Linked DNA regions of Homo sapiens: region 2 is linked to region 1. A link is an interaction called in ENCODE POLR2A ChIA-PET data of the cell type or tissue named here. Cell type or tissue: endothelial cell of umbilical vein. All regions are shown on one strand. Links, peaks and the distances in the headings refer to the core of each region. The heading gives the core; the rest is flanking DNA.

Region 1 (4,388 bases), core at 286-4,285:
CAAGCGTGAGCCACTGCACCTGGCCCCAGATTTTCTCTAGTTTATCGTTCCAGTAAGTATAAGAATATGCTGTAATTTCTTTTTTTTTTTTAATTTTTAGATATGGGGGGGTCTCACTATGCAGCCCAGGCTGAACTTGACTCCTGGGCTCAAGCAGTCCTCCTGTCTCAGCCTCCCAACTAGCTAAGACTACAGGCATGTGCCACTGGGCCTGTCTGGCTAACTTTTCCTATGTTTAAGAAACCCCCCCTTAGAGCCTGGGAGCAACAACACTCCAACAACAATGAACATACCCAGCTTCCAGATCTTTGTTTCTAAATATTCCCCACGAAAATAAAACAGGGCTCTTTGGAAAAATGCTTGATTCCAGTACTGGGTTGGGGAAAATCCAAGATGAATCTCGAGCATGTTATGGCAGAAAGTAAGTACGTCTTTGAAGAATGATGAAGATTTGTCAAAAAGACACAGAAGCCAGTTTGAAGGGGCTCCCACTGGCCAAATCATGGACAGTTTGAGCATTTGAGATATAAACCACTGAATAAAATAAGAAACCATAATTCTATACTGATTTAAATAAATGAACACATAAAAAGTTAAATAAAAATTAAATATTTACATAGTTTCAGAGTACCTACCTACAACATAATTATTCATTATAAAGGGAAATAGTAAATGTGTGACGGAGAAACCTAGCAGACAGCGAGTAATGAAAATGAGCATTTTTAGTAATGAGACAAATCAATATCAACACCTGTAATCTTCCAAAATTTCAAAGTCCTGTAAGTTAGGAAAGACTGAGGAATTGTTTCAGATTGAAGGAAACTAAATAAACATGACAACTGAATGCAATGTGTGACTTTAAACTGGCTAGAAAGGATATTATTCTAACAATTAGTGAAAGTTGACTGTGGTCTGAGGAGTAGATAAGTTTTTTTATCAATATTAATTTCTGATTTTGATGATGGTATGGTATTGGGGAAGATAAGAAAGTGTCCTTGTTTGTAGTAAACAAACCTGAAGTGTTTGGGGTGATAAAACATCATGTTAGCAACCTACTCTTAAATAGTTTAGGTGAAAGACTGGGACGCCTATAATGACAGCTACTCAAGAGGTGATGGCGGGTGCTTATAGTGCCAGCTACTCAAGAGGCTGAGGCAGGAGAATCACTTGAACCCAGGAGGCGGAGGTTTCAGTGAGCCGAGATCACACCACTGCACTCCAGCCTAGGTGACAGAGTGAGACTCTGTTAAAAAAAAAAGATAGTTTAAGAGAGGAAAAAACTTTGTACTGTATTTGAAACATTTGTGTATGAAATAGTTTCAAAAATAAAAACTTTAAAATGTTAAAAGTCTAAGTCTAATTTCTTGACCCCCATCTCCTCTCCCACTCTCTTCTACCCTACTTACTTGTCCCTAAAGAAGGCGTCTAGGCTGGGCACAGTGGGTCACGCCTGTAATCCAAGCACTTTGGGAGGCTGAGGTGAGTGGATCACCTGAGGTCAGGAGTTCAAGACCAGCCTGGCCAACATGGTGAAACCCCATCTCTACTAAAAATACAAAAATTAGCCAGGTGTGGTGGCACGTGCCTGTACTGTAGTCCCAGCTATTCAGGAGGCTGAGGCACGACAATTGCTTGAACTCAGGAGACGGAGGTTGCAGTGAGCTGAGATCGTGTCACTGCACTCCAGCCTGGGCAACAGAGCAAGACGCCATCTCAAAAAAAAAAAAAAAAAGATGGCGTCTAGGGAAAACAAGATCACGATGGCCTTGAAACTTGAACTCTTAAACTCAAGAGATTCTCCCACCTCAGCTTCCTGAGTAGCTGGTGGGGGACTCATAGGCATGTGCCTTTTTCTTCCCTATATCTTAAAAGAATTTTCTGTTTCTTAAATTATTTGTTTTTATTTTTTTAGAGACAGGGTCTCTCTTTGTCGCCCAGGCTGGAGAGTGCAGTGGTGTGATCATAGCTCACTGCTGCCTCCAATTCCTGGGCTCAATGATCTTCCCTCCTCAGCCTCATGAGTAGCTATAGGGATGTGCCACAATGCTGAAAAAGAGCTGTCTATACTCCAATTCTTCCTTTCCCATTTGCTCTTGACCCACTCAAAACAGCTTTCACTTCCATCACTGTTCCTGTTAAGGTCACCAGTGACCTCTGTGCTGCTAAATCCAAAAGGTAATTTTCTTTTTTTTTCTTTGAGACAGGGTCTCACTCTGTCATCTACCCAGGAATGAAGTGGCACAATCATAGCTCCCTGCATCCTCGACCTCCTGGGCTCAAGTGATCATCCTGCCTCAGCCTCCCAAAGCACTAGAACTAAAAGGTGTGTGCCACAACGCCTGGCTCAAAAGGCAATTTCCAATCCTCTTTTTGCCAGACACATCAGCAGAAGTGACAGCTGATTATTTAATCCTTCTTGAAACATTTTCTTCACTTACATGCCAAGACCCCACATTCTCCCAGGACCACCCTGCAGCCTCCTTTGCCATTTCCTTCTCGTTTCCTCTGACCTCTAAAGAATGGAGTATGCTAGGGGTCAGGACCCAGACTTTTCCTCTTCTCACTTCTTTGGTGATCTCATCCAGTCCTCTGGCTTTAAATAACATCCACATGCTGATGACTTACTAATTTATGCCTCCAGCCAGGCCTCTTTTCTAAACTCTGGACTTCTATAACCCAACTGCTTACTCCACATTTTCCCTTGGATGTTATCCAACAGGCATCTCAAATTTAACATGGCCAACACTTAACTCCTGACCTTCCTTCCCCGCCGACATCTGCTCTAGCCAGTCTTCCCCATATCAGTGAATGGCACCCTTCCATTTGCTCCAAAACTCTTAGAGTTATCCTTGACTCTTCTTTCCTCACATCAATTACGTTAGCAAATCCTGTCATCCTGACTGTCTCCGCTTGGTCCAGGTCACCAGCATCTCTCAATGAGGTTCCTGAAGAGGCCTCCTTACTGGCTCCTGCTTCTGTGCCAGCCCTCTACTGTCTCTTCTCATCACTCTCCACTGCTTCCCCATTTCACTTTGAGTGAAAGCCAAAGCTGTCCCGACACTGACGCAAAACCCCACATGATCTCTTCTACCAAATTGGCTAACAAGAAGTTTGATACAATCAATGATATGGAAGAAGTGGGGAGACAGTTCAACTTGTATGTTGCTTGTGGGAGTGTAACTTATGAATGTCTATTAAAAAACAAAGTTAAGGCCAGGGCAGTGGCTCATGCCTCTAATCCCAACACTTTGGGAGTCCAAGGTGAGTGAATCACTTGAGCCCAGGAGTTCAAGACCAGCCTGGGCAACATAGCAAAACCCATCTCTACAAAAAATACAAAAGTTAACTGGGTGTGGTGGTGCACGCCTAGGTCCCAGCTACTGGGGAGGCTGAGGTGGGATGACCAATTGAACCAGGGAGGTGGAGGTTGCAGTGAGCTGAGATGGCGCCACTACATGCAAGCCTGGGTGACAGTGAGACACTGTCTTAAAAAACAAAAACCTAAGCATACTCTATGACTCAGCAATTCCATTTATAGAAATTTATTTATTTATCTTAGAGACAGGCTCTTACCCTGTTCCTCAGGCTGGAGTGCAGTGGTAGGAAAATAGCTTGCTGTAGCCTCAAACTTCTGGGCTCAAGGGATCCTCCTGCCTCAGCCTCCCAAGTAGCTAGGACTACAGGCATGTGCCACCACATCTGGCTAATTTTTGTAGGTTTTGTAGAGATGGGGTCTCACTATGTTGCCCAGGCTGGTCTCAAACTCCCGGCCTCAAGCAATTCTTTCCGCCTTGGCCTTTCAAAGTGCTAAAATTACTGGCATGAGCTACTATACCTGGAGAATATAGGAATTTATCTTATGGAAATATACAAGTGGCCAAAGACACATATGGAATGTTCACTGCAGTGTTGTCATGACAAAACAAATAAATAAAGTATGTCTATACAATGAAGTATGATGTACAAAAGTGGAGATTCATGGGTTTTGGAAAAATCTCCAAGATATATTATTGAGTGCTAAAGGGAAGATCAGTAACTACAGGATAATCTCATTGTCTAATAAAAGGTAAACATAAATATGCTTGTATATATGTGGATTTTAAAAACATCTGAAAGGGGCCAGGAACAGTGGCTCATGCCTGTAACCCCAGCACTTTGGGAGGCTGAGACTGGCAGATCACATGAAGCCAGGAGTTTGAGACCAGCCTGGGCAACATGGCAAAACCCTGTCTCTACTAAAAATACAAAAATTAGCTGGGCGTGGTGGTGCATGTCTGTAATACCAGCTACTCAGGAGGCTGAGGCATGAGAATCACTTGAACCTGAGAGGCAGAGGTTGCACTGAGCCGAGATCCCGCCACTGCACTCCAGCCTAAGTGACACAGCGA
Region 2 (4,388 bases), core at 311-4,310, 100 kb after region 1:
AAGAATCTGTGCCAGGACGGGCATGGTCACTCACGCCTGTAATCCCAGCACTTTGGGAGGCCAAGGCGGGCGGATCACGAGGTCAGGAGATCGAGACCATCCTGGCTAACACAGTGAAAGCTCGTCTCTACTAAAAATACAAAAAATTAGCAGGGCATGGTGGCGGGCACCTGTAGTCCCAGCTCCTTGGGAGACTGAGGCAGGAGAATGGCGTGAACCTGGGAGGTGGAGCTTGCAGTCAGCCAAGATCGCGCTACTGCACTCCAGCCTGGGCGACAGAGTGAGACTCCGTCTCAAAAAAAAAGACTCTGTGCCAGCCCGTTAACACCCAGGGCTTTGGATGTGGAAAGCAAGTCTTACAGCCTCAGGGCTGCCTGCCCCCACTCCCTGGCCAGACTGTGGTGGAGATGCGGGGAGGTAACAGGTGTGAAAGTGCTTTGTAAAACATAAAGGGTGGAACAGAGGATGGGGACTATTGTTATTATTCTAATAACACTAGGGCTTATCAAACAAATTTAAGGGATTACTGTTCACCCAGCCCTACTTGCATGCATGGCTTCCTCAGGTGGTTCACACACTGGCTGTAACCTGATCCACGGGAAGCCAAGTAAACTCCCCGGCCGGCCCCCCATGGGTGCTCACTGCCTCCAACATCACCAGACTGTCTGCCCTGGCTTGGCCCCTCTTCTGTCCCCTGCAAATGCCTCCCTCTAGGGCCTCCAGGCGCTGTTGCCCAGACTAGCTCTCCCGAATGTGGCCCTCCTCTTTCTCTCCTAGTCCGATTCCCCACCACATCCTTTGAAACCTTTCTTTAGGAAGTATTGCCTGGAGGGAAGAGCATGGTGCGGGGTCTGAGAAAAGTTAGTGTCTTCTGGTGGCCAGGCTCCCAGTTTGCCCAGGATTTAGGGGCTCCTCAAGAAGTGGGGCTTTCAGTGCTGAAACTGGAAAAGTCCTAGGTAGCCTGGGGTAAGCTGACACTTTAGTCTTGATCAAGACCACATTGAGCCATTATCTTGCCGGGAAACCATGGACAAATCATTCCATTTCTCTGGAGTTCAGTTTTCTCATCTAGATCTCAGCCCTCCAGTTCCAAGCCTGGAGGTCATTTATTCATTCTACAATACTGGCTGTGTGCTACTCTGCACCACGCACTGCACTCTCCCTGCTGACCAGGCATCTGGGCAGCCGTGCTGCACATCACACACAGTAGGTGCTCTATAAAGACCTGCGGAGAGGACGCGTGAATGAACCTGCCACACCCTCACTCAGGCTTGATCCCTATCCAAAGCCCCCAAAACCTCTGCTCACAGCTCTCTCCCCATCCCTTCCCCCATTTCAGCCCCCTCAGCCTGTCGCCCACAAGCCTCCGGAAATTTGACTAAGCTGCAACTCTGGCCACTTGAATTGAGCTGAACGTTCCAGCGAGGGAGGGGAGAGTCTGGTTACTGCTTCCATTGTCAATAAATGTTGACCTTGAATGCCTTTCCGAGAGGATGTCACCAGCACAAGCTTGCCCAACTGGGTGGGTCCTAAAACACGACTGCATTCGGGTGCGTGGGGCCCACCTGAGCAGGAGGCCTGTGTTGGGCAGCTCCAGGCAGGTGTCTGTCCGTGGTCATCTCTTGCCTCCTGGGCATCTGCTTCCGGCCACTCCCCACTTAGCCTCAGACCCCAAGGGGGACACACATCAGACTGTCCAGGTTCCCAGTTTGGCCCTATCACTTCCTAGGATGCTGTGTGACCTTGGGCATGTTATTTGATATCTCTGAGCTTCAGTTTCCCCATCTTAATTTATTTATTATTATTATTATTTTTGAGACGGAGTCTCACTCTGTTGCCCAGGCTGGAGTGCAGTGGCGCGATCTCGGCTCACTGCAAGCTCTGCCTCCCGGGTTCACACCATTCTCCTGCCTCAGCCTCCGGAGTAGCTGGAATACAGGCGCCCGCCACCACACCCGGCTAATTTTTTTTGTATTTTTAGTAAAGACGGGGTTTCACCATGTTAGCCAGGATGGTCTTGATCTCCTGACCTCATGATCCGCCCTCCTCAGCCTTCCAAAGTGCTGGGATTATAGGCGTGAGCCACCGTGACCGGCCTCCCCATCTTAATTTATTAACAGTAGAACCTATCTTATAGACTTAAGATGACAATTAAATGCTATGGAGAGCTGGCTGGGGGGAAGCAAGTGTTCAATAAATATTAGCTGTTACTGTTATCCTAACCGTAATCATCATCATCAACATTCTCAGTTTCGTGAGAACAGCAAAGAACATGCTCAATCTAACAGTCTCTCTCTCAGGGTACCTGGAATCTCCCTGGCTCCAAGAAGCCTTCCCTGATTGCCCCTAGGAGGGTAACTACTAACTTGGTCCACATGGCCAGGATACCCCCACTCTCTCGCCCCCGCAAGCACCGCTGCCCCTCCCCTGGAGGAAGGGATGCCTCTTCCCAGCTTTGCCTCTGTCTACAGCTTCCATCCTGCTGTTACAATCTTCCCTCCTGCCCAGGTCAGCCGGTCTGTCCTGGAAACCAGGTAGAATCCCCCAAATGAACAAACAAACAAACGCAGCACCGAGCCTAGCCCTACCCGCAGGTGCTCCCGAGGATCCAGGGAAGAGGGCTGTGAGGAAGATGGGAGGAGAAGGGGACTGGGGTGATGGTCAGGATGCTGGGAAGGAGGCTGCCAAGGAGCTAGACCACACTCACCAATGTAAATACACCCGCTCCCAGTGCTGCATAAACTGCATGGAGCCAGGGCACCTGCGGCAGAGGAAAAATGGGCTTAGGGACGACAAGAAGGGGCAGCAGTCAGAGGGGCAGGGAGGAGGGTTCAGTCCAGAGAATGGAGGACACGGGGTAGCCCTGCCCAGAGCTCCCTAAGGAGCCCCAGGACTGACAGTGGCCCCTGATTCTCTGTGTGCCCAGGGTGGGTGAAGTGAGGCCCGGGATAAGAGCGATCCTGGTGGGACTGGTGGGAGAACTCCCCCGAGCCTGGTCGTTCTTCCCGCAGCACACAGCCCTGGGCTCAGGGCAGATGAAGATGACTCTCGGTGGGCCCTGTCCTCCCTCTAGCCTGGGACTGCTTGAGGCTGCTCCCGCCTCCCAGTGTGCGTTCATCCCTGTCCAGCATAGGATCTGTCTGTCCTTGTGTCAGGGCACTCCTGGGCTCTGCCTTGGAGGCAAGGAACTCAGGTAGAAGGGGACAAAGACTTGACCTCAGGGGTGTGTTGGGGGGGCATCTGGAGTCTCTGCCAGCTGTGCATGGTGGAGGAACAGCTGGAACAGCACAGGCTGGAACAGCACCTCCCCACTCTCTGCCCCCTGAGTCTTCCTCCAGGTCTGGAGCAGCCAGCTGTGGGGGAAACTCTGCAGGAGGCACCGCACTAGGGCCCTCCATGGGGCCCTCCTCCAGAAGACTCGGAAACAAAGGCAACCCATCAACCAGACCTGGGTCAATAAAGGGTTCTTTGAAGTTCCGTGGCCCCTTCCTGTAACACTCCTCCCCATCCTAGACACACAGAGGGCCCCCAGGCCAGCTCTGGCCCCTCCCTTTGTCAACAGGATCCTGGGAAGAGCCAAGGAAATGCCAGCACCAATCCTGACGTCCTGGACTGGACGCCAAGTGCCCGGAGGCTGGGGCTGGGCAGGATGGAGGTGGGGAGGGGGATGTGAGGACAACTGCTCGCAGCCCTACTAGAAAAGGGCAGTGGGGGACTGTGTACCATGTGTGGCTATGGGGGTGAGGGGTATAAGCACTGGGCCCCCAGCAGCGGTCCAACAGCTCATCTCTTGGGTTCCCAGGATTCAGATCTCAAGGCCTTCCTGTGATGACCCCAATCTGCCCCTTCTCCACATGCAGGGGCCTGGGTGCCTGCAGAGTCTCAGTTGGATTCCCCAGGGCAGGCTGGACACCTCTAAAAGAGCTGAGACTTGGCCGCCAGCTGGTGGATGCTCTAAGGATGTGGGTATACTCCGAGCCCCGCTGCCCCACGTCCCGCCTGCCTGGCCAGCTAGATTCTGCCTCTTTGGACTTGGCTGATCCCCCAGGAGCCCCAGAAGACCCTTCTTCAAGGCCCCTCTGGGTCTGGCGGGCCTCATGGAGCCCCAGTACTCCCTTCCCTGCCCAGGGTTTAAATGCTCCACACCCTACCCTCAATCTCACCTCCACCCCACAGAGGAGGACGGGAAAAGTGAAGCCGGATGTGGCTTGTGGAGCCAGGCAGGTACCCAGGCCTGACAAGAAAAGCCTCCTTGTTTGCTTACACTGCCAGCACGCCTGTGGCAGGTGCCAGGAGGGGCCGCACAGGATGGCAGGCTGTGGGGCCTTGGCTCCTGGCCTTCCCTGGCGGATAGGGGAGGGAACGGCACCTTGGGCCAGTGGGGCCCC

Evidence for each region. Peaks named below come from ENCODE experiments on the same cell type or tissue, not always from the same donor. Only the 100,000 strongest peaks of a DNase experiment are listed, where the experiment ranks them.
Region 2: POLR2A ChIA-PET joins it to region 1 with 8 read pairs; 2 of 35 experiments call an interaction of 5 or more read pairs at or near these places.

What each region holds. Positions count from the first base shown.
Region 1 is chr12:49,781,470-49,785,857 of GRCh38, forward strand. No RefSeq gene overlaps it. Among named protein-coding and RNA genes, the nearest start is that of TMBIM6, 42 kb to the left of the region's middle. In endothelial cell of umbilical vein, for the core only: no CTCF peak of the experiment used is centred there; DNase peaks (open chromatin) are centred at 2,712 and 3,502; H3K27ac peaks cover 2,674 bases.
Region 2 is chr12:49,884,679-49,889,066 of GRCh38, forward strand. FAIM2 (Fas apoptotic inhibitory molecule 2) reads right to left here. Exons shown (of 12, transcript NM_012306.4): 11 at 2,708-2,761. Among named protein-coding and RNA genes, the nearest start is that of FAIM2, 17 kb to the right of the region's middle. RefSeq lists enhancers at 2,383-3,171, 3,172-3,960, 3,961-4,388. In endothelial cell of umbilical vein, for the core only: no CTCF peak of the experiment used is centred there; no DNase peak of the experiment used is centred there; H3K27me3 peaks cover 997 bases.